2 separate regions of the Mus musculus genome follow, and region 1 is linked to region 2. Evidence: chromatin loops called from intact Hi-C (ENCODE). Cell type or tissue: left cerebral cortex. All regions are shown on one strand. Links, peaks and the distances in the headings refer to the core of each region. The heading gives the core; the rest is flanking DNA.

Region 1 (16,198 bases), core at 3,317-11,316, 80 kb after region 2:
AGAATGACAACCATCCTTACTGCTGAAGAAAAGAAATAAATTCAGAAAATATTTGCCGAACACCAATTACTGGTTAACGATAAAACACTGATTACCAGTTATCGATAAACAAAACCGAACCTTGAAAGAGTTACGGAAGCACAAACATATGTGAAGTTCACCTACCCAGCAAGATCTCTCCAAGGAGATAGTCCACAAAAGGCAAACTGTAATTATAGAGCTTAAAGCTCAGAGCCGAACTCAGTAAGCAACTGGCAGTCAGGACGGGAGCATTTGCAAACTCTCTTTTGGCAGAGAACTGGTAAGAAATCCTACCACCATGATTCATGGGTCACCATTTCTTGGGTGATGAATAATAAGCTCGGATAACTATATCATCAGCCTCCTTCCTCCCCGCCCCCTCCCCGCCCCTCAGGCTGCTCCCCACAAAGTAAACAAAATGGGAAATGTAAAATACACTAACTTCTGAGGGAGCAGGGAGGAGTTTATTATAAACGTGGATGAACGGTGTTGCTGTGTAGCTCAGTGAAAAGAACTTTGGACAAGGAATCCCAAGTCCCCTTTACCCGTGGCTGGAGTATCAGCAGGGACCGAACTGATTCTAAGGCTTTGGCCCGCTTATTTGCAGAGTGCCAAACCTGTGCTGGGGACTCTTTTCCTATCCTTAAGTCTTCTCAGGAAGTCCCAGGATGCATAGGTAGGTAGGCTTCCTGAGAGTTAGCTACTGAATGCATCACACCTGCCTGGCAGGTAACTTGGGAGGTCAACACCATTAACTGTAGGCTTAGTTGTTTTAATGATGTAAATTTCAATCAACGGTTCCTTGGAATTAGCCTTGTAATTAAAACTGAAACAATCCATTATTTTCTATCAAGGCCCACAAAACAACCAGGTGCTACCTAAAAATTACTTATAAGACTAAAGAAAAGCTAGTTTTTCTCAGCGGAGGCAATTAGAACTCCAGACACACCCAGAAATAGATTATTTTTTCAGGCAGGAATTCAAAGTAGACGATTGTAATTTCTTTCTGATTTTCATGTGAGTCTGGACAGCAATCGACAGTGTAAACATACTGAGTTTACATTATAAAATATGTGATATGTACACAAGACATTTTGGTCAAAAATAAAATTAGAACTTATCAAGGAATGAAATTATTTACTTGTATAGAACCGAAGTTTTAATGTATGATTATCCAACTGCTACAGTCTTGGGGTTTTATGGCCTAACTATAAAAATAATTTTATCTTTATGTGAAAATGTTCAAGATATATTTTATGAGGGGGGAAACAAATGAAACAGAAATGTCAAGAAAAATGAACATTTTCAACTTATTACTTCAAAAAATGTAAGTAGGAATCAAATATAAATACCATTTATCAACTGGCCAAAAGTAGTTGGCCAGCACAAAATAGACACCATGGGGTGCATAGGTAAGGTGTGTGTGTGTGTGTGTGTGTGTGTGTGTGTGTGTGTGTGTGTTCTGCTTTTTGTTTTGCTAATTTTTTGTTTGTTTGTTTGTTTTATTGATATTTTTGTAGTTTGCCCATCCTAAGTTTGGTTTGTTTCTGTTTTTGCTTTCAGAGAGAGAAAGAACATGAAGTTGGATGGTAGGGAGGTAGAGAGGAGCTCGGAGGAGTTGCAGTAGGGGAAGAATACCATCAAAAGATATCATATGAGAAGGTTTTTAATGCAAACTTTAAAAAAAGAAAGAATGAATGAACAAATTGAGCTGCTGTGCAATAAGCTAATTCCAAGGAATTCCTTGCAATGCTGTTTCTGCCTACAAATAAAATGGCAGTTGTGTGAAAGCCCGTGGAAGACTGTGTGTGTGGCTGTGTTCTTACAAGTCAAAACACTCACAACTATAACAAAAAGTGAGGTTACTGCGTGTGTACTAGTGTGGGAAGACAGCCAAATGTCACGGGAGAGTTTAAGGAAAATATCCCAAACAGTAAAATAACACATGTAAGACTGTGTGTACAAAGATAGTTATCAAAAGGGAACAGCAACTTATCCCTGAGAAGTTTGAGGTTGTGTGTGTGTGTGTGTGTGTGTGTGTGTGTGTGTGTGCACTCGTGTGCATGCTCACAAGTGCAATTTTTGAGATACTCACTATGCAGCCCTGGCCGGCCTAGAACTCACGATGTTGACCAGGATGTTTTTGAACTCACAGAGATCCACTTGCCTCTGTCTACCTAGTTTCAAGATTTAAAAGGCATGCACCATCAAAGTTAGCTCAAGTTGTGTGCTCTCATCATGAATTTCCTCTTTGGTTTAAAATTTTCAAGTAATATGGACCACTTATATACTAAGGATGGTAAAAGCCTGGTTTTGAAACAGAGAGAAAGTACTGGGGGATAAAGGAGAAGTCGACATTCACAATCTGCAGTTGACTTCCTGGAATTCAGTCTCTTGCTGTCATTTGCCCGGGAATATGTGGCAATAAGTGTGAAAGAGTCTTGAAGAAAACAGGTATTGAAATTCTACTTAAGCAAATGCAATGGAACTGGATACTGCAAACATAGAGGTACATGGATTCAGACACACTTCATAGTACATTGGTGAAATGAAAAGTAGTCTAGTAGGCACTAGTGGGCCACATATCTTACATTTTTCAAACTCATAGGCACAGACCAAAAGCCTAAAGCATCTATGTAACAATGTAATATGCAGGCATTAGTCATTTTTGTTTTCCTTTTCTATTGAATATTCCTATAATAAAGAAGAATAATAAAGAATAATCTCAACCCTTGTGTCCAGAAACTGCATCACCAACACACACACACACACACACACACACACACACACACACACACAATGCTGGGCAGTGGTGGCACACGCCTTTAATCCCAGCACTCGGGAGGCAGAGGCAGGCAGATTTCTGAGTTCAAGGCCAGCCTGGTCTACAGAGTGAGTTCCAGGACAGCCAGGGATACAACAGAGAAACCCTGTCTCGAAAAGCCAAAAAGAAAAAAAAAAAAAGAAAAAGAAAAAGAAGTATTATTTATAAACATTTTAAAGGTTTAAAACTACTCCTTGTAAATTTTTTAGGTTTTAATAGATGAGGGGATGTTGTTAGAAAACAATAATTAATAGTATTAATCTGTGAAAAACTGAGAATCTCAACCCTTGTGTCCAGAAACTGCATCACCAACACACACACACACACACACACACACACACACACACACACCATGCTAGAAAGAAGAGAAAGCAACACCAACACAAAGCAAACAGGAGGCCCAAGGTGCCAATTCTGCCTTGGTGTCCTGAGACCAACAGAGTTATAAAACACACCAGCTCAGATTACAGGCTAAGCATGACAAGTCTGCCTGATACGACCCAACAAAGGCGTGTACACTGAATGAGAAATGTACACATCTGGTGCTCCCGGGGAGAGTGAATTACAGAAGCAGAGATTAACTCAGGAAGGCTGAGATGGTCCCTGCCATTTTCCATGTCCCTTCTGAAGTACAACTTGGAAGCATTTCTTACATGACTTACTTATGACTGCATTCAACTAAAATAAGCTCATATTGTTTCGTGGTTTTTTATTTCAAGGTGAATAGAAAAAGAAGCAAGAAAGACTGGCTGCTAAAGGGGTCAAATTTATATATTTTCAGGTAAACCAGGAGATGCTAGAACACCTTCTATTCCTCAGAAGACCATTTTGGCCGATCACAATAGCTTTCTCTCCGGCTAGTGTAGATGACACACTTTTCCTGTGGCTTGCCTTCCTGTAATATGCAGGAATTCCGGCACTCTCTTGGACCCTTCCTGTTAACTTACATTTCAGATTTCCTCAAAAGGCACACTACTGCTTTAATATTTGAAAAAGAAAAAAAAAAAATGTCAGCTCAACCCCAGACAGCTAACACAAACAAACTGAGAAACATACCACCTAAACTTACAACTGTGGAAAGCAGAATCTCTTTTTAAGAAAATTCTTTCTTGGAATCTCACTGTTGGTAAAAGGCTGAGGAGAAGCAGCCCAGTCGTTCCAGCTCCTGGGCAGTCTGTAATTCTTTGCCTCTGCTATGCCTTAAATTAGAGGTCTGTAAAACTGAATTACAGTGATCTGAAAAGTTCGTAAAGGTTCGTGAATTGAACATGCTGTTAAATTCTTCATACTGTGAGACTGTACCCACCTCTCTCCGTTCCTCCCATTTCATCTGGCTAGAGTATTAGAAAGAAGTCTGGAACTAAGTAGAAAAAAGGGGGGGGGGGTGCTTTTGGCTATTTGAAGTCAGCCTTGCTGAGCCAGGCAAAGTCCACATAAAAAAATCCAGGCCAAGACCCCTGGCCATTTCTAGAATAATTGCCCACATTTTTCCACCAATAACTTTCCATTTGGACAAACAAACCCTCATGTTCATACCAGATATAGTTTGCAAGCAAGGTCTGGTAGAAGAAGTTCATCTACATAAATGGAAACTAACATGAAGGACCACCCATCCTTGATTCATGATCAAGAGTGTATACATACCTCCCTGTTAGCTTCCAAAGGAAAAAGAAAAAGCAAACAAACAAACAAACAAAAAAAACAAACAAAAAAAAACATGACCTTCGGGGAAAGTGATTTATCTTACAAGTAAGACCAGAAACTATGGAGAGAGGAAGTTACTTTAGAGCCCAAGGTCCAAACTGGGTGATGGTAAGGTCAGTTGGATCTCAGTACCTATAGCCTTCCTCCTGCAGCTTCCTTACAACTCACCAAATAAAAGAATCATTATTGCCTCGAAACTGTGGTAGGCCCGTTTCTCTTCAATAGCTGGGTTTTTTTTTTAAATGTTTTTATTATAATTCTGTTTACTTATTCTGTATGTAGGGGGGTGTGCGTGGTGAACTGTGGAGGTCAAAGGACAACTTGTAGGAGTTTCTTTCCGCCATTTGGCTTTGGAGGATGGAATTAAGATAGTCGGCTTGGCAGCAGGCACCTTTACCCATGGGGCCATCTCACTGGCCCAATCTGTGTCACAGAAATGTCCTCACATTCTTACTTTCTCAAACCAGACGCTAATTCTTGGAGAAAAAGACTTCATTTTAAATATTCTCATGTACCCCCAAACTCTATGCACATAACACATACATGCAAATATGCATGTGCATGCACAAATAATTATGCATACATGTATCCAGACATAAGCATGTATTGCATACATACATATATTAAGCTGAATTGAATGCATGAGTGCATGTTTACCAAATACAAAGGAACTAGAAGTTATCTCTTTAGTGTTGCTATAGCATGGACTGACTTTTGTACTCTCTGAATTCTCTGCTCAAGAGTTTGGGTTTTCCCAAGCTAAGGAATATCCACACCTTAAAAAAAAAAAAAAAAAAAGCCAACTTCTAGGTTCATCTGCACATTTCTGAAACAGGTAAAATATTTCCTCCTCCCCTAACATTAAACACAAAACAAATAAAGAACAACCATAAACAATCTTACTTGAAATTCTGAAGAGCAATCCTTTTCTTCCCCGGATCAGATACATCGTGTTCATCCGGTAGAATTAAATGGTATCACACCTCCAAACACAGTGTGGCCAAAGCTTATTGGATACTTTAATGTCCCCAGATCTTGCTCTAGAGGTGGCCCCAGTTAACCTAGCACACCTCTTCATTTTGGGGCTTTTCTCAGATGCCATCAGATTTCTCTATGTTAAGGAAGATTGCTCTCGAAACAAGCCATTAAAGGTCTTCCAGCAGGCACCTAAGCAGCTCTGCAGTTTCTCCATGCAGGACTTTTTTTTTTTTTTTTTTTTTTTTTTAGTTCCCTCTACAGAACATCAGTAAGTTTGCAAAATACAACCTTACAAAACATTTTTTTAATTAAATTTGAAAAAGAAAAAGAAGGCAACCATAGTCCTGAACTTCTGACCAAGTCTATGCAGTTACACACTTAGAAGATTTCACTGTAGTTGCCAATGAGACAGTAAAGTCTCAGGTTTGCTCTAATGCTCACAAACACGCTCACCCCCTGAAATCCTCCCCCACACACAAAAGCATCTTCCAAATGGCCAACACATTGAGGTCTTCCCCTCTGCAAGCAACTGATACAAAGTATAAAACCTCGGAAGAGCAAGACTTTTTTTTTTAAATAATAATAATAATACACTGCTCTCCAGACTTCACCTTTACTTCCCTTAAAAAATCAAAAGTTGCCTAATGTCCACAGCGAAATCAATAAAAATGTAAGCTGAATGCTGCCACCGCAGTGGTTCCTTCCCCCCAAAGAATAGAAGATCACAGAAATTTCCTGCTAGTTTAAAGCGAGGTTTGCCTTTCATCTTCACCTCTGAGACTTTTTGAAAGTTTGGATTCCTGTTGCACACAAAATTACTGTGAATATGCGTGCATACTAAAGAAATGTACTATTATATAAAGCATTGCACATTTGGACGCTACCAACCTGCTATATCTCTCCTGACCGTGCAAAAGGCAGAAAGGCTCGGTAATCCTAGCAGAAGAATGCAAATAATGTCAATGCACAGCTCAACTGCAAGCCCTGCCTTACAGGAACTCTCTGTGTCTGCAAAAAAAGAAAAAAGAAAAGAAAAGAAAGAAAAGAAAAGGAGAAGAAAAGGAAAAGAAAAGGAAAGAAAAGGAAAAGAAAGGAAGAAAGAAAGAAAAAGACACACACTAAACAGGAAATGCAACTGAGCTGTGGCAAACCTCAAACTTAAAAATGCAATCGCCGGGCGAAAATTGCATCCATGCATTCACGAATGCATGCATAAGCCTTTGCATTTTTTGCAACTAATGCAAACAGTCTCTTACCTTTCGACTGAGACATTTTCCCCTTTCCTTTGATGGGGGAGGGGAGCACAAAAGACTTTGCCTTGCTTCTCTTCTGTAGCTAGTTTTGCAACAAAGATGCAAGCTGCAGGCGTGCAATCTTCATGCAAGTGGAGTTTCTCTTGACCGATGCAGCAGATGGACTTTCAGGGAGTCAAGGTGGAATTGCACACCTTGCAAAACAGTCTAGAAAGTGATTTTTCCCCCAGTTGCAACGTTAGGGAAGGCTGTGCTGCAGCTACATGATGGGCCAGGGCTGGCAGCTAAAAGCTCCAAACTTGGAACTGAGTATCTTAGTGCGCAGACGTCCTTCCTGCGAAAGGCGCGAGGCCTGCTGGGTAGTGTAGTTCTCCTGTAGAGTCCACGCGTCTCTGATTTAAGGAAACGTGCTCCTGTAGGTGGCTGAGCTAGATGACTGACTAAGCGCGACAGAGATCTCAGATAAACATCGCACGTACACTCTTTAGTAAGGGAAGGGTGACAAACAGCGCGGTCCATGATAGGAGGCTTTTTCTGTTCTAGAAAAACCCCTGAATCAACAGCTTAGAGAGCACAGGGGTAGCGAAGACGCTTTTGGCACCCCTAGACTAAGGTCTAATTGGGGGTTCAATGTGGCTTTTTTTTTTTTAAACCGGCTCAGTATCTGTGAACTGCTCTGTCTGTAGACCGTTCACCCTGACATCTCATTTCACAACAAACATTTTTCTTGAATGGAGATTTTTGGGGTGATTTGACTCTTCAGACAAGATACAAAGTTTTTTTTTTTTTTTTTTTTTTTTTAATAAGAAGCGATCCAGGTCAGTTCTTTTCAAGAAAGCAGAATTTCAATGCTGGATAGGGATTAAGGAAGAGAGATTTACGAAGTTTCTCATTTCTTACACAGTTAGACAGGAAAATTTGTTTCATATATATCAAAGGCCAATTTTAATCAAAATTAAGGTATTTGATTTTTTTTTTTTCTTGCCTGAGGCAGGCGGGGATGAAGGAAAAAGTCCCTGGCCTTGAGAAGAAAGGGCGGCTGGTGGAGAACAGTAACCTTACGTGAATAAAGTCTACTATCTTGAATGTTTTTCAATACCATCAAGAGATGTTTGTTGGAAGTCCAGAGTTTGCTAGGCATCTTCCCAGGCTTTGGATTTTTCCTTTTTCCTGCAGTGCTTGAGCCTAGAGCTGGACTGTGTCTTGGTGGGGGAAAGCCTCCCGCTTCACTGGGCAGTTGGAGATGCAAACCTTCCCTGAAAGGGGTACAAATCGCAACACCCCCACCCTCACCTCCACCCCTTTCCCACCCACTTCATTTCGAGGCAGAGAGCTCGGGCTTGGCTTCCATTGCGCCTAGTAGAACACCTTCAGGAATGTTCTTTCAGAGCGAATAGGGAGGGAACGGTGGTTTCAGGCATCTGATCTATAGGCAAATCAGTGGGGGAGTAAGGGCCACCTGTCCATTCCTGGGACACTGAGAGTACCAGGTTGCCTTGTATACAAGCGTGGTGGTGGTCAGAATATACTGGGTGTGCGGGATTATTACAGGGCTTTAACAGCTTGGCCTTAACTCAGAAGCTCGAGGGTGGAGATAAATGGTTTTGAAACCGGGGAACTTAATCAAAGCATTGCTTTAAGAATGTAAATTTTCCCTTAGTGATCTAGGTGGGTTGGAACTGGGAGAGGCTAGAGATAGGTCAGGTCAATTGTGGAAAGCCACAAGAGCCACTTTGAGAGAAGATTCATGTGTGAGGGCTGCTAATGAAAATGTCTGGAATTGTATTAAGAATTCTAGGAAGCCAGGACCATCTGAGTAATGCCGGAATCAGAGAGAAAGCTACCATGTGTCCTCTCCTCCCCCCCCCCTCCGCCCCACCCTTGCCCCCTCCCCACCCCTGTCCCTGCAATGCTGGAGATTGAATCTAGGGCCTTAGGCATTCCAGGCTTGCAAGCTACCAATAAGCCACAGCCCTGGTTTGGTTTTTATTTTTTTATTTTTTCCTTTTGAGGCAGGATCTAGCTGAGTTACTCAGGTTGGCCTTTGAACCCAGTCTGTAACACAGACAGAGTCTGAATCTGTAATCCTCCTGCCTCTGCCCAATCCCACCACAAGTTAGCAAATCAGCTCTTAAAATAAAAATGCATTCAATTGGGGGAGGAAGGCATAAGTTACACCCTCTGACCTTTACTGACATTCTTTTGTTGTTGTTGTTGTCGTCGTCGTCGTCGTCGTCGTTGTTGTTGTTGTTGTTGTTTTTAATTCTTGAGATCATGCCTTGGCTGGCTGGCTTACAACTCAGTGTAGAATTTACAGTGATTCTCCTGCCTCTGTGCCCCTGAAGTGCTGGGGGTTATAGGCATTTCCCACAATTCCTGGCTTCCTTTACTGATGTTCAGGAAAATTAATCAAGGCGACTTCACATACAGAGGGGGCAGCATCTGCCTGTGAGAGAAGAGCTTTCTGTTCCATGTGTCCACTTGTAAGGACTTTCTTTTGCCTTCTCTGTCAGGTCTACTCCCTGCTATACCTTCCCACCTTCCTTCTGCATATAAGCAGGCTTAGAGCCTCCTCCTTCGTGGGCCTTTAAAGTCTCACTGAACCACCACATACATGTGTAGTGATCCATTTCAACACACCCCCATCTTCCTTCTGGAACAATGACAGGAACACCAGTTTTCCTACAGGTCCTGAGACAGCTTCATGCAGACTGGCTTAGCCTGAGCAACCACCTAGAGCTGCCTGTCCATTTGTATTGTCAGCAACTGCCGTAGCTAGCTCTTTAATGAGCCTGCTCCTATTTGTAAAGAGAGTTCCATTCTTTTGTTACAGTTATTTAGTGTGCATACAATTATTCAGTGCGCAGACGTGTGCCTGCACACACTCACACACATTTGTATACATGCCTAACATGGAGCATATGTGAAGGTCACGGGAGAGACAACTTAGCAGGAAATCGTTCTCTCCTTCCACCGTTGTGGGTCCTGGGAATCAAACTCCGGTCAGCAGACTTGATGCTAATTGCCTTTACCAGCTGAACCATCTCAGCCACCCTAGAAGACTTCTAATCTCAGCTGGTGTGGCGCATCCCTGCTGCTGCTGCGATTTGGCATGTTCTTTGTCTGAATGAGCGCACAGTCGCTACAGCCCGTAAATGGAGCGCATTCTGCAAATCAATCTGCCACTCACTCTCCACGGAGACAACGTGAGGGGCAACAGGCGCTGAGCATCTGCAGACGCACGCACGTACACAAAGCACCCTTTTACCCTAAGCCAGCCGAACCATAGACTGCGAAATGACAGAGTGGGCCGTTTGTCTTAGAGATCCTGAGTTCTGAGCGGGCTGCTGGAAGGACAGGGAATTCAAGCTCCCTGAAAAGGTTTAGAAAAGAGGTTCTTCCCTTGGTGGGAAAGAAGTCTTTCTCCTCCCTTCCCTCCATGCACGGTCAAGAAATTGTTCCCTTGCTCTGCTGGATTGAGGTAGTGTGCGAAAGCAAGAGAAAAATTCCGGTGATTTCTTCACAGGTTCACCGAAGGTTTATCTTGTTATTTTCCCGACTTCAGATCCTTCTAAAACGCAAATCTGACAAGTTCTACTTATATTCAGAGCCAGTACCCCAACTTCTTGATATAGCGCGCCATTGGCTGTTCCATGCCTGAGCCCTACAGAACTTCCTGGGTCATTTCTCACCCCAGGCTGATACCGTACCCGGGAGAAGGCAGGATTTCTGGCTCTTTTGTATGTACTTGACCCTCTACCCGAAAGACTCTTTCATTAGCTGATGGTTCTGATTTGTCCTTGACTATTCTCACTATGCTCTGCGTATCGAGGCTGTCCCTCCCAGCACCCTCTCTATGAACTGGGTGCACTTTCTAATTCTGTAATACCTCACCTGTGGGTCTTACCCAAGACTCATCTCAGGGCTGACAAGTGTTCCTTTATCTGTGTGTCTCCGCAGGTGGCTCTGATCCTAGAGATCAGAGATTTGTCCAATGCCCCTAATTCTCAGTGCCCAGCACAGCACTTAGCACATCTTGCGCTCCAAGACCTTCTGCAGTCCGACATGAAGTAGAGGGGGTAAGGACCTGTAACCTTGGCGAGCCTGGAATAACTAGATTCCAACAATAGAGCTAACACCTCAGGGGAACCCAGAACACCTGGGAAAACACCCATTCTGTCAGACTGAGAGTGTGACATTCTTGGAAGGAGGCCCTTGGGTTAGGTCATACTGGTTTCTGAAGCTGTTATTATGAAGTTACAGGTTGGTGAGGGAGGAGGTAGCATAAGTGTCAGGAATAATCCGGAGGTCAAGGAAGGTACCTGCTATCACTTAGTGTCAAGAGCTGTTTGTCAGTTTTGCCTCCTGGGGAGGTTTGGCAATGCCTGCCTTATTGTAATATGGAAGATTGGGAGAGGCTGGCATATACTAGACAGGACAAAGGAATGCAATCAGCATGCCACAATACACAGGAAGTCCCACCCTCAGCAAAGAGCTATCTGGTTCAAATGCCTGTGTCGAGTATGGGGAATGTGGTTGCATAGCATGTGATTTCAGTTCTCCCTGTAAGTTAACTAAAACCAATGAGTTTTGGTAAGATGCAGTTATTTGGATGTGAGAGATTTAGATTCTAATCCTGGCCGTAGACATGAGTTGTGTCTGCTGAAGCAGATCCTTTCACCTTTATGTGATTCTTTGGTTCCCACTGTAAATCATGGAGGGTCAGCCTCTGTCACTTTCAGCTTTTCATGGCTCCCAACCCAGCTCACCTGTCTGCTGAAGCCACTAAAGATTTCAGAACAACATTTTTTTTTAATTAGCTAAACGTCTTTCTATTTGGCAACTAGAAGGGTTCCTGATCTCTTGTTTGGCAAGACAGGGAATAGCCATCCTAACGACACATCTTAAGAGACGAGACAAGAAACGCTCCTATGACATTTTGCAAACTGACCTCCCAGGGAGCAGTCCGGATCTGAGCAGTTCCACTTTAGCAGAAGTGTCTGGTAGATATCAGGAGCAAGGGAGAGGACAGTGGTGACATTAAAGCTGTGAGTAGAGAGGGATCAAAGGTGAAGTGTGATAGGGAGAAGCCCGAGGGGAACTCATTTAGATGGTCGCTTGACTGTGGACAGAATTTTTTAAGGCTTTTTACAAATTTTTGTGCATCTGTGTTTGTCTATGTGTGGGTAAGTATCCACCAATATGGGTACCTGTGAAGGCCCGAAGATGGTGTCTGGTCCCCAGAAACTGGAGTTACAAGTGATTGTGAGCCAACTAACGTGGATACCAAGAGCAGAACTTGGGTCTTTTGGAAGAGCAGCCTTCTTAACCATTGAGCTATCTCTCCTTCCCCTTGTAATTTTTATATATATATATATATATATATATATATTTTTTTTTTTTTTTTACTTAAAACATCCTACTGAATGATTAAACTTGGCTCACCTTTGCTGGTAGTGTCCTCCCCATTTTGGCACAGGTGTACCTGCTTAGCCTTATCTCATTCTCGGCAGTCTGATTAATATAATATTTTTTTGTTTTGTTTTGTTTTTTTGTTTTTCAAGACAGGGTTTCTCTGTATAGCCCTGGCTGTCCTGGAACTCACTTTGTGAACTCACTTTGTAGACCAGGCTGGCCTCGAACTCAGAAATCCGCCTGCCTCTGCCTCCCAAGTGCTGGGATTAAAGGCATGCACCACCACTGCCCAGCAAAAATTAATTAATTTATTTATTATATGTAAGAACACTGTAGCTGTCTTCAGACACACAAGAAGAGGGCGCCAAATCTCATTACGGATGGTTGTGAGCCACTATGTGGTTGTGAGATTTGAACTCAGGACCTTCAGAAGAGCAGGTGGTGCTCTTAACTGTCGAGCCATCTCTCCAGCTATAATATTCTTATTAGGACATGAATTTACATATCACTAGCTCTTCAGAGTTCAGTCTATGGCTCTGGCTTATCCTGGTCTCCATTTTGGTGTTCATTTTCCGTGTTCTGCCCTCCATCTGAAGTCATCTCTCCTATAAGGATGTCCTTGATATTTTAAAAGAATCCCCACCATTCAGTTTTAACTCCATTTTAGCTCTTGCAAGGCGTCTATCTGGTGAAAGGAAGGTACCCTTACTAATATCTCACAGTAATCGTACTTGCATACAAATCTTACCTTTTTAAAGATTTACTCTTTGTTTACATATGTCTATGTAGGTGTGTGCGTGCGTGAGCTTATGTGCACCATATGTGCGCAGAGAATCAGGGAAGCCAGGAGAGGGCATTGGAGCCTCTGGAGCTGAAGGTACAAACTATTGTGAGCCACCCATTGTAGGGGCTGGGGAGTAAAGCAATGTCCTCTGCAAGACTACTGAAGTGCTCTTAAACACCGAACCATCTCTGCCAACTCACACTGCTAACCCAGTCCTTTGGGAAGACATCCTCGCTTGACTCTCTTTAACCTTTGACTCTAAGCTCAGCTGCAAATGGTCACATGTCCATTGGGTCCTTCCAGGTTGCCATGGAGACAATATAGACTCAGCTTGTACTTGTTCATCCGATGTGCACATGAGTTTACTAGCTAGATAATAGATCACTATCTATTAGCTTAAATTGGCCATCCTGTTAAAAGCTAAAGTAATGCTTGCATAGGGATTTGTTAGAAGAAAATTAATTATGATATTTAATTTAAATATTTTAAGACTCCAATAATGACTCTAGTTTCAAATTTCTGTGAGTGAGCTTTCCTTCATAACTGGCTGTGCTTGAAAGATGCTGACTCAGTCCTCATCTGACTGCATTCTCAATTGAAGTGTGTGTGCGCGTGTGTGCATGTGTGTGTGTGTGTGTGTGTGTGTGTATGTGTGTGTGTGATATGAATATTGGATGTTCCCTAGCAACTCAGAAGTCATGTAAAGCTCCAATATAATATGATTTTAACCTTTACTCCCAAATCAGAGTCCTGGATAGGAATGTTATCCTGAGCTAGTGAACGAGTAGTTATCGTTTCTAGGAAGGTACAAGTGGAAACTATTCTACTCTGCCATGAAACCTACAAACATTTCAGGGCACCATTTGTGTGGAATGTTAACGTGTCGGGAAATAGAAAATACTCCAAATTAATTAAAAACTAACACAGGCCCCACAGAGATTTCTAATTCTGTTCAAGAGAAGAAATGGGGATAAAAACTTCTGCAGTATGTTTGTTCCATTTCCTCTACTTAACGCCTGCTATATCTCTCTTTTCATATGGAAATACATGCACACACGTGTTGCCTGTGCCCTGGATATCTCTCCATCTCACCCTACCTGCTCTTGGGGGTTGGAGGTGAGTTGGCACAGAGTCAGTGACACAGACTCCGGGAGCAGGTGAGAAACACAGTAGCAAGCTCCCCTGAGCACGGCTGAAAGCTCCTTTAATACCGCCCACCCATGCCCCCATTGGTCCCAAGAAAGCATCTCTTCTAAACCGCAGTTCCTGATTGGCTGGCATTGTTTGTACCAGCAGTCCTTGCTCTCTCAGGCAATCCTTGATTAGGTCCTTCTGCAGGAGATGCTTTTGTAGCTGCATGACCCCCTGGCGTTTACATAGAAACAGGTGTTCCTATGTGTTCCTGCTACACACATGTACATATATATTAGACACATGTATGTCTTAGTTAGGGTTTCCATTGCTGTGAACAGACACCATGACTGAAGCAACTCTTATATAGGACCCATTTAATTGGGGCTGGCTTATAGTTTCAAAAGTTCAATCCATTATTATCATGGTGGGAAGCATGACATGCAGGCAGACGTGGTCCTGGAGGAGCAGAGAGAGAGTTGTACATCTTGATCTGAAGGGAGTCAGAAGACTCTCTTCCATTCTGGGCAGAGCTTAAGCATAGAACCTAAAAGCCCACCCCCACAGTGACACACTTCCTCCAACAAGGTCATACACTGTATATATTAATGTATATATCTGCATAATTTTCTCTCTGATACAGTACTGGTAGATAGCAGGCTCCTTCAAGATAAAACATTCCATCTTGGAAGGAAGCTTGTTAAGATGTAAGATATTCTACAAGTTGAGTGGGGGGAGGGGAGTGAAGGGGAGGATGTGAACCATTCAGTCTTTTAGAGAAGCTTATTAACACTTTAGAATACTAAAGAGAAGTGAAACATCCCAACCTTCAGGGAAGCTCCTTAAGTTTAGGAAGCAAACAACTCAAAAGTTCCAGGAAGTCCCTGAAACTGATCAAACTCACCAGTACCCTCCTTCCCCAGGCAAATATTAGTGTTAAAGAAAGCTGGGAGATTCTCAGAGTGGCCAAGCTGCCTGGGAGACATACTGTCCAACCTGTCAAGCTTCCAAAAGTGTGAAATAAGCTCCAGGTTTCTATTTTCCATGTTGAGGTGGACTTTCAGTGGTTCCACTGTCTTTGAGTCATTTCTACTCTTAAAAACAACACCTCAGCCGGGCGGTGGTGACACACGCCTTTAATCCCAGCACTCGGGAGGCAGAGGCAGGCGGATTTCTGAGTTCGAGGTCAGCCTGGTCTACAAAGTGAGTTCCAGGACAGCCAGGGCTATACAGAGAAACCCTGTCTCAAAAAAAACAAAAAACAAAACAAACAAAAAAAAAACAAAAAACAAAAACAAAAAAACCCTCAGACATACTCCTGTGAATAACTCAAATAAAACTCATTTGGTTTACCAACTTGGACTTTGGTGATATTCTTATTGTAGTTCTGTCCGTGGCTCCCTATGTAAGTGAGCCCAATGTTTGTTTACTTTTCCATAGGAAATAGTATCACACAATAAACAGTTATTAATTTCCTACCAGAATCTAAGCCCTGCTCTAACTTCAGAAAAATGTGAATAACCCCCAGCTTTGTTTTTTAATAAAAAGTAATATCTAAATCTGGGGTTCCCATGACATATACATTTGGTGCTCCTTTGCAACATCTAAATTGATCCGACACTTAACCAGTCACTGATTTGTACTCTATGGGACAATTGAAAAGGAGTGACGTGCTGTTCACCCAAACCCTCTAAACCTCCCACCCTGTACGTCTTTCAGTGGGGAGGCTCCCACAGCCTCTCACTGGTACTTCATCTTCTTTTAACTATAAAAGAAGGAAGATTCATGGTGGCTCCCTTTTCAGATGTCAAATGTATTTTGTCAGCAGAGCACACATTAAAAGGCCAAGAATGACAGTGCATGCTTATAGTCACAGTGCTGGAGAAGGAGAGACAAGACAACCCCTGAGATTTGCTAACTAGCCAATGTATCAGAATGAGTATGAACACACACACACACCACGACAAAGCTGACATCTTTTTATCTAAAGGACCAAAAGAAATATATATTGATGTGTTATAATCAATGTATTATATCCTGCCTTTTAAACTATTAATACTAAGACTTTGACTAAGGTCTATACTTTCG
Region 2 (16,198 bases), core at 2,690-10,689:
GATACTCAAGGAGCTATGTCTCCACTTCAGTGGGAAGAATTAACATCAAAAGACATAAAATGCTTTCAGATTCTTCAATAAGATAATAGCATGAGAACCCGGAGCTCCACCATGATGAACTCTCACTACAGAGGTCAAGGGCTCTCATTTACTAACCAAGAACTACTAGGTCTGATCTCACATATAGCTAAGAAGGCCACTGAGCCTCTGGCATCCCTAGCTCTATATGCCAGCTTGCATGCATAAAAGCTATGCCATAGAACTAAATAATTTGCAGCGTCCTTTCACTGGGTAGCTATTATGATAGACCAAGATCTGGGCCACAGATGAGGGTTTCTCATCTCAATAGTGATCCTCTCACTTGATCCCACTCTTGAAGAAGGAACTTAAGCTTGCTGCAACAAGAAATCATGCCTAAACGAAGGTATGCAACTGGAGAAGCTTAGAGTCCAAACATGAAACTAAGCTGAAGGACTCTGCACACAGCACCCGACCCTTGAATAGTCTGCCGTTTCACTTCCCGAGTGAATGAGAAAAACTCCCTGACACACATACCAAGTGACTTGTCAAGGTTAAACAAACTGCTAATTATTAGCTTAGAATTGAATTTGAACTAGTTACTAACAGTCAAGGGAGATGACAACTCAGAAAACAGAGGCAAAGACAGTGACTCAGAACAAGCATGCCATAAATCCACACAGGGTGAGCTAAGGACCGGCCTCCAGGCTCTCTGCTCTACCCCAGCACGGCAGGAAGGGGAAAAGTAAAAATGGTACTTGTCTCTATCTGACAACACATCTGACTAGAAAATTACAAAATCCAGAAGCTCTGCGTCAGCCAGTGTCTCTGTGAACAAGGACAAGGTTGTTCTAAAGCTAATAAGAAAAGACTCTTTCAGGGGCCAATGTAACTTTGGAATACATGTTTGTATATGTACATGTGTGTATATGTAGACATATGTGTGTATATGTGTGTGTATTACAAAAACCTAAGAAAACAAAAAAAAATTAATTTTCCAAAAGAGCAAAATAGGAGAAACCACATTCCCTATGACATAATAAGATATCGTGAGCCCAGAGAAAGAGCAGAAAAGTCAAGAGAACAGAATAGAAAAAAAAATGCAGAAATAGCCCAATTACTATCAGACAAATGAAAATGGCAATTCAACAGGGAAGGGACAGTTCACAGCCATCTGAACTACATCAACTGGAAATGTGTCAACAAAAACAAACCCAAAACCCTCAGTGCAATAGACAGTGTACAAAACCTGAGCTCCAAATGGACCTTGGGTTTCAAGGTAAAGGTACAGTTTCTAAGCAGGATCACTGAGAATCCTCAGGGCCAGAGGTAACAAGAGTTCTTATGTATCAGAGGCATAATCTGTAGGAAGAATAACAACTAATAAATAATATTCCAGGGCTGGAGAGATGGCTCAGCGGTTAAGAGCACTGACTGCTTTTCCAGAAGTCCTGAGTTCAATTCCCAGCAACCACATGGTGGCTCATGACCATCTGTAATGGAATCGGATGCCCTCTTTTGGTGCGTCTGAAGATAGCTACAGTGTGTGTATATATATATATATATATATATATATATATATATATATATATATATATAATCAAAAATATATAATATTTCATCAAATCAAATTTTTCTGCCCTGTTTAAAAAAAAAAGCCCAATGAAAGAATGAAAAAGATGAATTACATGCTGAAAGAAGTAGTGTCAAATGAGATAACTGGGAAAGTCCTTGTGCGTAGAATACATAAATAACTCAACAGCCAGTCACAGGAAGGCAGGGTAGCTCAGTGGAGAACAATCTCGGCTTTACCAAACCTGGGGTCCTGAGCTCAGTATCTGGGAGCCACTTGGTGGAAAGAGAAAATGGATTCCCTCTGAACTCCACAGGCAAGTACACACACACACACACACACACACACACACACACACGCGACCACTTGTATGGCTAGTGAACTCAAGTAAGTTCTCGCATGTGCGCCAGCATGGCTTCCTTGGTTATGAGAACACTGTAGAGTTGTATAAGTTGTTAACAAGCAGGCAGGCGGGTGTCTATAGACTCAGCCAAGAGTACACTGGAGTCTCATGCTCATTCCTCGGCAACCCCCTCTAACTATAACCATGTCAAAGTGCGATCCCATAAAGTCCTTTACAGATAGCACGAGGAAGAGTCATAGTTTACTGCATGCTCTACAAGCCAGAGAGGAATGCTAAGGAATTAGGGTCACATTTTATTTTTTTCACATTTACAGTTGGAGAGAATGGCAAACTATGCAGACGAAAAATTCCCTTCAGACAAACCCGATATTCACGTAGGAAGAGGAAGAATTTCCTCCTACACATCATCATGAAAGGAATATTCCAACTGAATTCAGTCTATCGGCAACCCTAGAAAGTCTCTCTCTGTTGCTGCATGGCAAGCCAGGGCCTTTCTATCCTGGACAATCTCTCGGTCATTTTCATGAGCACATCCTAACACTAGGGGGTGCTCTTTCTGATACGATGCTTCACAGCTAAGGTCAAACTGCCTTTACCAGGAGGCTTAGTGAATTGAGGTTAAACAGACTCAGGGTTGGGCTCTTCCGTTCTTGCTCTGCCGCTCCAGCGCTTCATGGTTTATGGTCTTGGATTCCCCACTCCTTGGACACAGATGCATTGATTCTTAAGACCTCCAGCTGCATGGGAGATACCCAGCCAACCTCACAGACATGCAAGAGGACCTGAGCTCACTTAGGGCTTTGGGTGACAGCTTCCGCTAATCAAGAGGCATTCCCTTCGTTTGTTCTGTACCTACAGTCAGGACTAAGTGTCAAAATGCCATGAATACCATCAAATACCACCCTCCCATTTCAACTCAATTTTAAGAGTATTATTGCCACACACACATACACACACACACACACACACACACACATAAACACATGGATTTATTTGTTTGTTCGTTGGTATCTAGAGGGGAGTGTTGAGCCAGTCCACACCTGGGGAACTTGCTGGGTATATATATATAGGATCTCAGCTCCCATATGGTATATAGCTCTCACACAGCCAGTAATCTGAGACACTGACTTCAAAGCTGTGGGTCAGTGTAGACTAGAAGTCTGTTTTAGAGCTCAGAAACGTGAGCAAAGAACTTTCCTCTCAAAGGGCTGAATGTATTTTCCAACAGCCATGTGCAAACTGAAGACCTTGCTCACGGGTCCAAAAAAATTGAGCCCCACAGCAAGCTCGTAAAATACAAGTGTTTGGAATGGAACCATCATCCGGCCAACTTACGTGGAACTGGTCTGAGGCTGTTCAAACGCTTCTTTTGGAATCTTAAGGCCCGGGTTTCGCTTCTTGCCTACGGGGAAGGACATAAGGAAAAAGTTAAAGTTCACCTTACCGCAAAAGAGCGAGGGAAGAGACTTCCCAAGCAAAGGGAGAAAGTCAGCAAAGGCTCGGAATACATCTTGCTAAGGGAGCAGCCAGTCAGGGCCAGGGGCCAGGGCACCACACAGCTTCTCAGAGGCAATTTGGGGCCAGAAATAGCAATGCCTTAGACCCAGGTGAGCGTATCATAGTGGAAATGTCCATTCTTGCTGGGAGTATGCCAGCAAACACTTGCCTGCATGATCCCCAGCGCTGAAGAAGAAATGTCAGCTCTTTTGCTAAAGAGGTGGAGCCTTCCTACTCACTGAGACAACTGTCACAATACCTTCTTTGGCTGTTCCTTTATACAGTAACTGTGATGGCAGAGGACACTGAGTCTAAGGTGGGACATTTTGGTTGTTTATTTGTTTCCGTTCTAACTGCAAGAAAATGTAGTCACCTTGATCCTAGTTTTCTAAATCGGAGAGAAGTTGATAGATGTGATGGTGGAAGTGAATACAAAACACTTCTCGAAGCTGAGTCATGGTGGCACATGCCTTTAATCCCAGCACTGGGACAGAGGCAGGTGGATCTCTGAGTTCGAGGCCAGCCTGGTCTACAGAGTTCCAGGATGGCCAGGACTACACAGAGAAACCCTGTCTCAAACAAACAAACAAACAAACAAACAAACAAACGATTCCTCTGCTCTTCTATCTATACACATCCTTTGGCTGTCACTGAGAGGCTGAAACACTGAAGAGAGTCTGATTAACTACTGGGAGCATGCAATGATACATTGACTCTGCTCTAAAAGGACTAGGTGCATGCAAAATGATACATTGACTCTGCTCTAAAAAGGATTAGCAGAACAGCCGGGATCCTGCCTGGAGGTTATCACCCTCTGTGGGGGTCCAGATGGGAACTCTGCTGTTGCTCATCCCTGGGCTGAAACTACAGGAGTGTTTGGCTCAGGCACCTTTGCTGATGAGTCAAAAAGACCAGACTAGGAAATGTCAGCTTAGGAACCATGTGGGGGAAATCAGTCATGTTAAGGACCTGGGAGTCTCTTCCTAGATGTAGATAGCAGGTATCTGAGTTTGGCAGAAGTCGAAACAAAGATGGAATCTTTCCTCCTCTCCCCTTTGTATTCCAAGTGGATGCATCAGTGCTGATACAAGCCCTGGATGAGATCCTAGTAAACCTTAAGGCATAACATAACTTAAGAAATGCATGGTTTCTGCATGCAAATGAACTCCGTGGCATCTTCAGCATCACAGAACGGGCACTGACATCACAGCATGTGTGCTGAGGTCTCTGGACACCCGGCATGGAGCTCTTCCCACTATTCTATCAGGGCAAATGTATAGAAGCGGTCAGAGGAGTGAGATGCAGGAACACGGAATTGTGAGTTTAAAAATCACCAGGTTATTTCTCTGACCAAATGACCTACAGACCGTCCTTTTTCAGAAGATTCCTTTTTTAATTTTACCGGTGTGAGTGCTTTGCCTGCGTGTATGTCTGGGTGCCACATGCATGCCATGTCTGAGGAGGCCAGAAGGCATTCATTGTATTCCCCCTGGAATTGGAGCTACAGACTTTTGGAAGCCACCTCCTGGATGTTCAGAATAGAACACAGGTCCTCTAGAAGAGCAGAGAGTGCTTTTAACCAAGAACTGGCTTTTAACTCTCAGGCTCCAGGGTTGTAAAATCCAGAATAACATCAATATTTACTTCTCTAAACTAAATGTAAGAATCAAACCAGACAGGACATGTGAAAAATATTGAGCCAAAGAACCCTTCCAGTATGATCATATAGAGAAGCAATCTATGTGTCTTATTTAAAAAAAAAAAAAGTAAGAAATCCATGACTAAGACGGGTTATGTTATTAGAACCCTAAGACCGAGTATAATTGAGCTTTTTCTAAGTATTCTTTCAAAAATTCAGTACCTAGATCAACTCAGCAGGCAGTATAGAGGCAATGGTAGTCAGTAATCAGCACAAAAAAAGCCTTTGGGGAGCATCTTTTAGTAAACGGCTTTTCTCAACTATCTCTTCATTTCTTTCAAGCGATCTAGAAGAATCAGTCAGTGTACATCATTTCTCCCTCCCCCTGAATCTCAGAGGCCACTCAGCACATATTTATCAAGGTAATCAGCCCTATACAATGTGGGCTGACAAAGTATAGAACTTTTCACTGTACTGCTGGGTGGCTATGTCTGACGCTGAGATCCCAGATACACGGATGGCTTAACTCTGAGGAGCCCCATCCAAGAGTCTCGGCCACAAGACAAGGAGATGCAAATGGAGAGGAGTCACTCCAGGGAGGAACCAGATGCCCTCCTTCAAATCGGGACAAATGGCTAGCGACACAAGCAAAGAGGTAATCAGAAAAGCACAGCAAATATCACAGCAAATACCACCACCTTAGGGTCCTCCCAAATGAAACAAAAGTAAATATAGCCTGCCTGGAGTAAGGGCTCCCAGTGGTCATTGGAGGAAATCTTAGACAGAAGTTATTCGTCCTCACTGCTAACTTGGGTCCTACATGTCAGGTGTGAGGAACGATCAGTTTAAATTTAGAGGAAAATCACCATTTAAAAAGTTTAATACACCAGGAGGGATGCTTAAGCAGCAACCAGTTATGACACCATAAGGCAATAAATTATCAACACATCCATTCAAAGACAGAAAGACCGGGAGGAAGGAAGTGAGCAATGAAGGAAGAGAAGGGGGTGGGGAGAGATCTTTGGGGACAGAAACCCAAAACAGAGCAGATGACCAAAACAATAACACAGCCTGCCTGTGGTTCTCCCCCAACTTCCCAAGTACACCCAGCACCTCACACCACTCTGCCCCGGAATTTGCAGCCTCTAGTCTCCTCTGACATCCCACTCTCTATAAGTTAGACATTTTCACAGTGTTCAAAGTTTTCACGAGTATAAATTTTCAAACCATTCAACCCCTGACAGCAACCAGAACAAACCTCAGGAGACAGAGCAGCCGAACATCACTTAGAAAAGTGTCCTCTTTTCTTAAAGATGTAAACCAAGGCACTTGAAAACCACACACATCTCTACCACCTTCCAGAACTTACTTGACCATCTCCAGAAGCTTCGTTGGCTTCCAGGAGGCCTGCAAAGCTGCAAACTGCAAAGCTGGCAGAAGGAATCCCAGCAGAAGCCATCCTTTGCTAAGCTCCAAAGCCGGCACGCTTCAGCTGGAGGCAAAAAAAAAAAAAAAAAAGCAGGCTCCGCCTCCTGCTCTTGTGCGGTAGCAAAACTCCACAGAGTTCATTGTTCCAGGGCAGTGGAAGCCACTCAGGGAGGCAGAAGGTTAGCATGCCCATTCAGACACCCAGGGGTGGCATTGATCATTAACCAGCCCAGCAGTTATAAATGGGAGCCCAGTGCTTTTGATAAATAGCTCTTTCATTTCCTAACAGAAAGAAAAACAATAGGTGGTCGCTTTCCAGCTGTGTTTATTTCAGGGCAATCTGTTCCCTCAAGGAGGCTGCCAACACCTCGTGCTCACATTTAACACTGGAGCTGGAGGGGGAGGGGGGGGGGGACGGGGGGGGGGGCGGGGGGGGCGGGGCGGGGGGGGGAACACGAAGGAGAGAGATGAATAGCAAAGTTAAGTGTCCAAGAACGTTAATCGACCTTTCCTTTGATAATCCAAGCCAGAACTTGTTTAAAGTCAGAAAATGGGCTTTACCTTAAGTGAGAAGAGAATACAGGGATTCTCAGAGGGAATCTTGTCTGTTTCTTGTGTGCCCTTTCCTTGGTACAGACTGGAAAAGGGGAGCCAGCCTGACTGCACACACACACACACACACACACACACACACACACACACACACACACGACACACACCACACACCACTCACACACACCACACATACACACACAGTGTTTCATCAGCATGCGCACGCAAATGTGTGTTTATGCGTATGTACGTGTGCGTGCATGTTTGGGGGGGGGGGAGTGTCTCGGAGAACAGTACCCTCCCAGCACACACCTTGGCTACATTCATCTTTAAACCAAAGCCAGGTCATGCGGATTCAGAGGCAAAATAGTACTGGGATGAGAAAGAAATTTTTAGAAAGAAAAAAAAAATTACTAGGCCACATAGAAGCATCCTAGCATCGAGTGTACATAAAATGATGGGGTACAAATGAGGTCCCCGCCCAGTGCCCGCTCGGTGGGGGTAAGCACAAAGGCCTTTTCTGATGTGTCTCATTACATAAAATACAGGGCTATGCTCTGGTGCCAACCCAAACAGCATGCAGCCCCACGCGGCTGGCAGAAGGTGCCACCAAGAGATAATCGGGTGTCTCAGAATTTGTCAGTGCCACTGAAGGCTGGCAAGCATGACTCTGGGGGTCTGCGACTACTGTCATGGCTTCCCAAGAGGAAGAACTGCAGGTCACCGGTGCCAAGTTTACTTTTTCTATCGTGTTTCCTGGTGTGAATGGGACTTCTAGCCAAGTTCCTGGGGACCTGGAGCCCTTGGCTGCCCTCTCCCAACAACTTGCATCTGGCCTCCTGTTCCAAGTGTATCTGGCAACAAAGCTCACAGAAAAGTGTCATTAGGTGCCATTAAACTACAAGGATCATATGCAAATCGGCTAACGGAGCCCAGAGGAGGCAGGGGGTGCAGAGGTAAAGCTGCCTTTACACAAGCCACTAGGAAGAGGACAAGGAGCCCCAACCAACACAACTCCACAAACCACATGCTGTTGCACATCACTAAGTCTCGGCACGGAGGGCAAAATCTCAGGTGGGTGGGAGATTACACAAAGTTTAGAGAAGAAAAATTGGAAAGCTCGTTTGAAAACTTAGAATCATGTTAATTAAGAAGGCAGAATGAATCTCTTAGCAGCTCACCTGTCCCTACATGGTCCCCTCTACAGGGAGAGCTCCAGGTGCTAGCAGATTCAACCTTCTGAATTCAGCACATCCATGGAAACCCCACAGAACCTCCCAAGCCCTTCCCCAGTTCTGTGAAATAGGTCTCGCAACTACCATTCATTCGCTGTCCTCAACGTATTACCTCCGTGCTTTTAAGTTCACGTTTGCCTATTACTGACTTACTGTCTGTCTGTCTTCCCCTCAAGAGCGTAAGTTCCACAGCAGCAGCAAAAATTCTGTCCAGTGCCCTTCATCATAAATATCTGTTTACTGAATGGTCATTATCCTTTTTGTGGCTGTTTGAACAGAGCAAACCACAGAGAGGCATGGGAGGGGGAAGAAAGAAGGAAGGGAGGGAGGTAGGGAGGGAAGTGGGAGGGAGGGGAGAGAGGTAAGAGAAAGGGAAGAAAGAAAAGGAGGAGAGAGAGAGAAGATAGAAAAGGAGGAAGGAGGGAAGGAAGGGAGGGGGAGGAAGGAAAGAAAGGAGGTAAGAAAAGGAAGGAGAGAAGAAGGGAGGAAAAGAGGAGTGAAGGAAGATGAAAATGATAAGGGAGAGGCAGAGGAGGGGGAAGGGAAGGGTCCTTTGAGCACCCAGTCTCCACAGGCACTGACAGAGTTCTTTAAATACACTGTGTCAGTTGAGTCTGTGAGTGGCGTGGTGTGGCTGTCTATCAGCTCCAGTTTGTTTCCTGGAACTTTCTTTAGGATCACACTGCAACTGAGTAGCAGAACTGGTGTCTTGGTTTATTTTCCTGTTGCTGTGATAGCAGAGCTGAACACCAGCAAATTAAGAGAAAGGCCTTGTATCAGCTCACAGTTCAAAGTACAATCCACAGTAATGGGGAAGTCCGGACAGCAGGAGCTTGAAGCAGCTGGCCACATTGTAGCAGTTAGAAGAGAGCCACAAAGACATGTAAGCTATTGCTTGCTCACTGTCTCTGTTTTATGCAATACAGGTTCTCTTGCCCAGTTGATAGCCTGATCCACAATTGGAATGGTTCTTCCTACAGCCATATAATGGAATCAAGATAGTCCCTTAATAGAATACCCAGGGTCCATTTCCCAGGAGACTCTGAATCATGCTATGTTGACAGTTACCACAATCCATCACAACTAGGATTTGAAATATGGTCTCTTTTTTCCCCTCCATTAATTTATTTATTTATTCACTTTACATCCGGATAGATAACAGCCCTCCTCTCCTCCTAGTCCCCGCCTCACGTAGCCCCTCCCTCACCCTCCCCTCCCCTTCTACAATCTTAAAGATGAGTCCTCTTCATTTGGCTTTTTCTTTTCTTTTCATATTTCCCTCCCTCCTTTCCATATCTATACTTTAAAAAAATTTTTTTTTTAAAAATATAACGTTAGCAGAATGTGTTCTCATAGGCACCTTGTGACTTCCAACGACATCCTCGGAGCTCCTTCCCTTGTGTGACTTGTGCTAAAATTACATTTCTCAACAGCTCATACAACGTGAACCCCAGTCAGTGTGCCCACCAACAATGGGAGCAAGTCCAAATCTATAGACTCAGGATTTCTAAGAGTGTGACCTCAAAACTAACTCTCTCTCTCTCTCTCTCTCTCTCACACACACACACACACACACACACACACACACACAAACACACACAGTTTCTATTTCTCTCACACACATTCACATATTCTCTATCTTTCTCTGTCATACACACAAAAACACACATTTTAAGCTCCACAGTAACTTAGATTCCAGCCAGGGTCGAGAACCACTTGCCCAGCATAGAGTAAGTCTAGATAAAGTATTTCAATCTCACCATTTCTCACCTAATAAATGCTAAAACCCCTGTCCTCCTAGGCACCTGATACTTCCCCTACAACCAAGTAAGTTGTAAGAGTTGAAAAATTAAATTCCTGGAGGCTGGAGAGATGATTCAGGTGGTTAAGAGCACACATGGCTCTTCTAGAAGACCAAGGTTCGTAGCCAGGCAGTGGTGGTGTGCACCTTTAGGGCCAGCACCAAGGAGGCAGAAGCAGGAGAATCTCTGAGTTTGAGGCCAGGCTGGTCAACAGTGTGAGTCAGAAAAGCCAGGCCTACACAGAGAAATCCTGTCGGGGAAGAGGGAGAGAGGGAGAGAGGGAGGGAGGGAGGGAGAGATTAAAAGAAACCTAGAGAATCCAGTTCCTAGCACCCATATCAGCCAGCTCATAGCTGCCTATAACTCCTTCTCCAGAACAGATAATACCCTCTTCTGGACTCCTTGGGCACTGCCCTCTTATGCACGTACCTACCCAAAGGCACGCTAATTACAATCAAAAATAATAAAATAAATCTTTTTTAAACAACTAAATTCAAAGTTAAGTTCCTCACTGTGCTAACTGAGTCGCTGAACTGAAACTGGCAATAATTCACTAAAGTAGACATAACAAGGTGTAAAATTCATTACTATACAAATTCTGCTTTGCAGGAGTCAGCAGATTGGAAATTCCAATATTACAATAGCTGTGAACTTACGTTGCACTCTGAAGGAGAGAGCAGGGAAGTCAGACACAGAGAAAAAAAAAATGCCTCACAGAGAAAGTGGAGCTATGGGTAGGTAGCCTTTAATAACTGACTTAGGGGTACATGAGAGCTCACTGTTGTGATGGTGAATCTCAGCTGTCCTCTTGGCTGGATTTCTAATCAACTAAAAGAAGCATCCCTTATCAATTCCTTAGCTGACACCAGAACCCAGCTTCTTGGGTGAAACGAAGGACCAAAGTTCTCCAGGAGTCCTCCAGACCATCACTGCAATCCAGGTACTACAGAGGCGCTTGCCCCAATGGACAGAGCGGCTACCCGATTCTCATCCTCTCATGCATCATCCAGCTAGACTACCTAGCCCATATCCTGTAAACCAATCTAATCTAGAACCCCTGTAAGGTATATTTATTCTGTGAGTTCTTCTCCTCTAGAGAACCCTGACTGATAAGCATCTTCACCACCCCCCACCATCGCTGGGATAATCTTGTGCACTGTATAAAGGTTGTCTTTGCTTTATTCACATGATTTCTGTACCAGCAGAGTGTGTTAAGTACTGTCCCGACTTTGGTATTGCTATTCTAGTTGCTCAACACCTGCTCCATACTTTGTAAACATTCTTCCCCGTCAGCTTCTGGTTGGTTTAATAAAGATCTGATGGCCTATAGCAGGAGAGAAGGGGAAAGGTGGGACATCCAGGCAGAGATAGGAACTCTGGGAAAGAGCAGGCATCGGGAGATTCACCAGCCAGAACTGGAGGAAGTCGGATGTACCGGGAAGAAAGAGAGGTAACTGGCCATGTGTGGAATGTGGATTAGTATAAGCGAGTTATTAATCTACACAAGCTAGTTGAGAGCAAGCCTAAACTATAAAGCCTAAGCAGTCATAAATAAATATAAGTCTCTGTGTCGTTATTCAGAAGCTGGGTGTCAAGACAGACCATCGATCATCATCACTACTACCACCACAATCTCCATTACTACCATAGCACCATTATTACTCTTACCATCATCATCAACACCATCACTATCATCATCACCACCAGCAGCAGCAGCATCCTCAAACATCATCACCATCACCATATTGTGTCCCATAAACAAGCATGCAATTAATACCATGAGTTTCAACTCAGAAGTACTAAATGGAAAAATACTGGAGGAGCATCAGACACATGGTGGGCAAAAGAAGCTCAACGGTGTGCTACAGGGAAATGGAAAGAACTGACAGTAGAGAACGATGAACAAAGCAGACAAGGAAACAAGAAAACGGAGGGGAAAGAAGGTAGCCAGGTAGACAGGGAATCATGGTCCCGTCAGAGAGTACGTCGATATGTGAGCGCCCAGAATGCTGCTCTTACAGTTCCCTGCGCTGGGGCACTTTTTTTTAAAGACTTGGTGCGTTTAAAGTATTTTCTGTCTTGTTAGCATTTTGGCGCTGACCACATGCTCTCTCGAAACAGCCCAAATATAAATCCCGGCAAGGCTCTCTCTACTTGCGGTCTAGAGTCAGTGCGAAGGGAGGAGGCTGGCAGGAGCCATGTGGGGAACCCCCATTGCATGGCTACATCTTCCTTATTTAGGGGCTACTCCGTTCACGAGCCATTATCAAAAGAAAGTGTTGAAAAACAGCGCTCTGAAAGGAAAATACGGAAACAGATTGGGAGGAAATTTAGGGATGTGGTTATCTTTTCAAAATGCACCCTGAATTTTGAAAGAGTTTTAGACAGGTTCATTTTTATGTTGTTTGTTTTGTTTTGTTTTGTTTTGTTTTTTAGATATAAACCCTGAAATGCTTACAATGGTGCGCTTCAAAGAATTGCTTCAAAATAATGTGGACGACCGGAGAGACAGGCAAACTGGAGATAAAAGTGAAAAAGGAGTGGCCATGAGCTGGTAACTGTTGAAGCTTGGTGATGAAGGCTCATTAGAGTATGTTACTTTTAAGTGTGTCTGAAGTGTATCAAAATGTTTATAACAATGAAATTGCGTGGCTCATTAGAGTACCTTACTTTTGAGTGTCTCTGAAATGTATCAAAATGTAAATAACAATGAAATTGCCCTCCCCTGTGTGGTCTCCATGCCCTAAGGCAGGAGCAGGCTTTCCTCTTCCTCCATGAGTAGGTCAGTACCTCAATGCCCAGAGCACTTAGCCTGTGCTGGGGCAAAGCAGGGGGGGGGGGGATTTATTAAATAAATTGGATAAATGGGCAGGAAAACCATAAGATGACATCCAGCCCTTTCTGTGGGTCTATGGTACAGTCTGTAATATCTCATGCTCCCTGACAAGACGGTAAAGAAATAGTAGTAAGAAAATTTGGCAGTACCTTTCAATCCTAACTCACACTCTCCAGCTAAAACAAACAAACAAACAAACAAACAAACAAACAAACGCAAACTAATCCTTTGCCCTGTCATGATCTGCATAGGGAGACCAGGCATTGGTAAGAGTCTGGTTTTCAAAATGCATCCTGGTAACAGACCACAACAGTTTATCTTTTATTCAGCTATGGATTTCCCTGGCTTCCTGCTTCACTTAATGGTGGCATGTTTTCTTAGGGCTCCAAGATGCCCAACTTCACAGGAAGGACTCCTGGAAAGCCACAGATCTGAACTATGAGATTCTCTGGAAAGAGAAAGCCAATCTAATCTATAAAAGCAAATTAGTTATTTTCGACGTGGTTCGCTTTGTACTAGTAAACTAATATTTCAATAGCATTTCAGAGTCTCATGTAGGCCTTAATGGGAACATTACTCAGTCCTATAGAAAAACAGAAGCCTTCAGTCTGTACTCCTGAATGAGTCATGATCACTGTAATGAACAAATATCACTTCAGGCAACGTCATAGCTCAGTGTGTCAGAAGAAGTCACGTCCTCTAGTCTTGGGCAATAAGTCTAGAAACTGTTTTGGGTAGTCACCTTCAGACATGTAAACCAGTTCATCTCCAAGACTGAACACAAGCAAAAAAGCACACTGTAAGAACAGTCCTCTACTCTCTATATGATCACAGGGACAAGTGAAAGATATAGATAGGTTCATATATGCTCCCCTAGTGTCTCATACGTAGTGCTACCTAAAGATTATCCCCAATATGGTTACAGTGTCTAGTCAAAAATCTAAGGGCTAGAGAGATGGTTTATTCCTAAAGAGCTCTCCATGTTTGGTTCCCAGCAGCCACATGGTGACTCAGAACCATCTGTAACTCCAGTTCCAAGGGTTATAACATGCCCACCTCTAGCCTTCAAGGGCACTGCATTCACAATGCACAGGCATACACTGACACAAAATAATGATGTATACAAATTTTATTTTTTCAATTTTAAATATATATGCACATACAAAAGCATATGTATATTTTTAAACATATATATGCACATACAAATATATGTACAATATATATATATGCAGATGGTTTATTTAATTATTCCTGGATATAATAGTCTTATAAGATCTCCTTTACATTGTGAGTTTTTTGTCTTTTGTTTTGTTTTGTTTTTTTATCTTCGGTGTATGAGAGTTTTGCCTGAATGCCTGGTTCCTGCAGAGGTCAGAAGAGGGCATCAGCACCCCTAGAACTAGACTTACAGATATTTGTGAGCCACTATGTGTGGTCTGAGAACTGAATCCAGGTCCTCCAAATGAGCAGTTAGTGCTCTTAGCCAGTGAGACATCTCTTAACACTACACTGCACATTTTTAATGTATTGACTATCACTGACGTTACTAATGGGAAACTAGACATTCTTACTATTAGAGAGCAGGATGAAGGTTTGAGGGAGGTACTCCAGATTTATGTTGGGGGGGGGGGCAATGATTTTTAAATCTTCAAAAAAGTTGTTATATGCAGTAAATTGGAATACAGCTTAATAAGACCCTGTTTTTAAAAGGGGTGGGCTTAGGAGGGGCCAATAGAAAAGGACTCATTAGCTCTGAGAACTTGAGAGCTTCATCCTTACAGTGGGACTAGCAGCACCCACTACAGCAGATTGAAGGCAGCTAAGCAACATTTGTACTGACACTGGATACACAGAAGCTGGAAAATTAAAAGCTGAATTACCAAGCAAGCTACACTGCTGTTCTGTGGTTGGTACTGTGTTGTGAACAAATGGCTGTTCATGAGAAAACGTGGTTAAACACGTTTGAATTTCTTAGGAATTTATTATATGTAACATGATGTCTTCAGTAGTCCCCATGACTTATTTAAGGATCACAGCAACTCCATGAGGGGTTATTTCTACTATTTCAAGGACTCGGTCCAGGTACATAGAGCTTCTACACATACAGAAAATTGGCTTTCCCATATAACACAATTGCATTTAGTGTTTCATCTGAAATTGTTCTTCATCACGTGGCTACTTGTGGGAGGCTTGTGGCTGAGCTGTGTCTGTGCTATATATAAACCCCAGGATCCACAGAAAACTGTTGTGGAGAAGGACACGGTTCGGATTTTCTGCTTCTCTCACATGGCTTCTCCAGATACTACGTGCAGGTCATAAAGATGTTTGCCAGGAGCTGGAGGACACGACCAAGGTCTGCCAAAAGGCTCTAGACTCAGTACAAAAAATTAAGCCATCTACTCCCATGGGCTATGCTCAAGATATTTTAACCTTTCTGGACTTTAGTATGTCCCATCCCATCCTCCCTCAGCCCCAAGGCAAGGATGGAAAACATTTGGTCAATCAACCAGGTAACTGGCTCAAAAATTGATGCTCTGGTATTTCAGAGGAGTACTTTATCAACTTCACAGATAAGGTCACAAGGATGACTGCACTTGAGCAGCCAGCCCTATGGCATTTCTACTGGACTCCGCACCCTCTCCCTGAGGGTGTTCTGATGATGTTGGTAAGCCTGCCGGTCTGTCCAACATAAATTACTTTAGCAGGAAAGTAGGTGAATATTTGAAAGCCGGGTCTGTGATTGGTGATTGCAAGTTGCTGAGTCTTGGGGATGTTTCTGTGTCCTGTGTATCCTGTGAGCTCAGAGTCCCAAGGGGCTCTGGTCTCTTAATGGATGTGATGATTGCCTTATCCTGCAGCAATCTCCATCTACCTGGACCTTCTGGGTTCCTGTTCATGGAGTCAATTGTCCCAGAACAGACTAAACACCCAGGGTCACTATCACTATCACATCTGGCTTTATGGTGGACACTCAGAATAAAATAAACAGACTAAACAAAAGGGATTTCAGTGACCCTGCCACCCTCTTGGTGCATTTGTAAGCAGGAAGATTGCCTAATTCTCCCTAAGAAGATTCCCCATTCCTAAAAACAAACAAACAAAAATAAAAACACCCTTTCACCAATTAATGTTCTCACTGTTCCCAGCACCCACCATGGTTTGGGGGCTCCAGGTTAGTGCCCCAGAAAACAACTGAAAAATGACTTTTTCAGGGTGGTTCCTTCATCCCTCATCTATACGTCAACTGAGAACAG

What was found. A loop is a pair of places that touch in the nucleus more often than their neighbours do. Peaks named below come from ENCODE experiments on the same cell type or tissue, not always from the same donor. Only the 100,000 strongest peaks of a DNase experiment are listed, where the experiment ranks them.
Region 1: it touches region 2 in a loop (2.6-fold over the local background); 6 of 42 quality-filtered maps call a loop at or near these places.

What each region holds. Positions count from the first base shown.
Region 1 is chr11:110,390,011-110,406,208 of GRCm38, reverse strand. It overlaps Map2k6 (mitogen-activated protein kinase kinase 6), which reads right to left and starts at 7,107. Exons shown (of 12, transcript NM_011943.3): 1 at 6,784-7,107. The coding sequence starts at 6,799. In left cerebral cortex, for the core only: a CTCF peak has its summit at 7,219; DNase peaks (open chromatin) are centred at 6,424, 7,136 and 9,925; H3K4me3 peaks cover 2,112 bases; H3K27ac peaks cover 1,240 bases.
Region 2 is chr11:110,469,698-110,485,895 of GRCm38, reverse strand. Map2k6 (mitogen-activated protein kinase kinase 6) reads right to left here. Exons shown (of 12, transcript NM_011943.3): 2 at 3,291-3,357. It overlaps Gm39446 (a long non-coding RNA gene), which reads left to right and starts at 9,123. Exons shown (of 3, transcript XR_880292.2): 1 at 9,123-9,189; 2 at 10,968-11,048; 3 at 12,545-12,777. In left cerebral cortex, for the core only: no CTCF peak of the experiment used is centred there; DNase peaks (open chromatin) are centred at 6,629, 6,654 and 7,672; H3K4me3 peaks cover 359 bases; H3K27ac peaks cover 780 bases.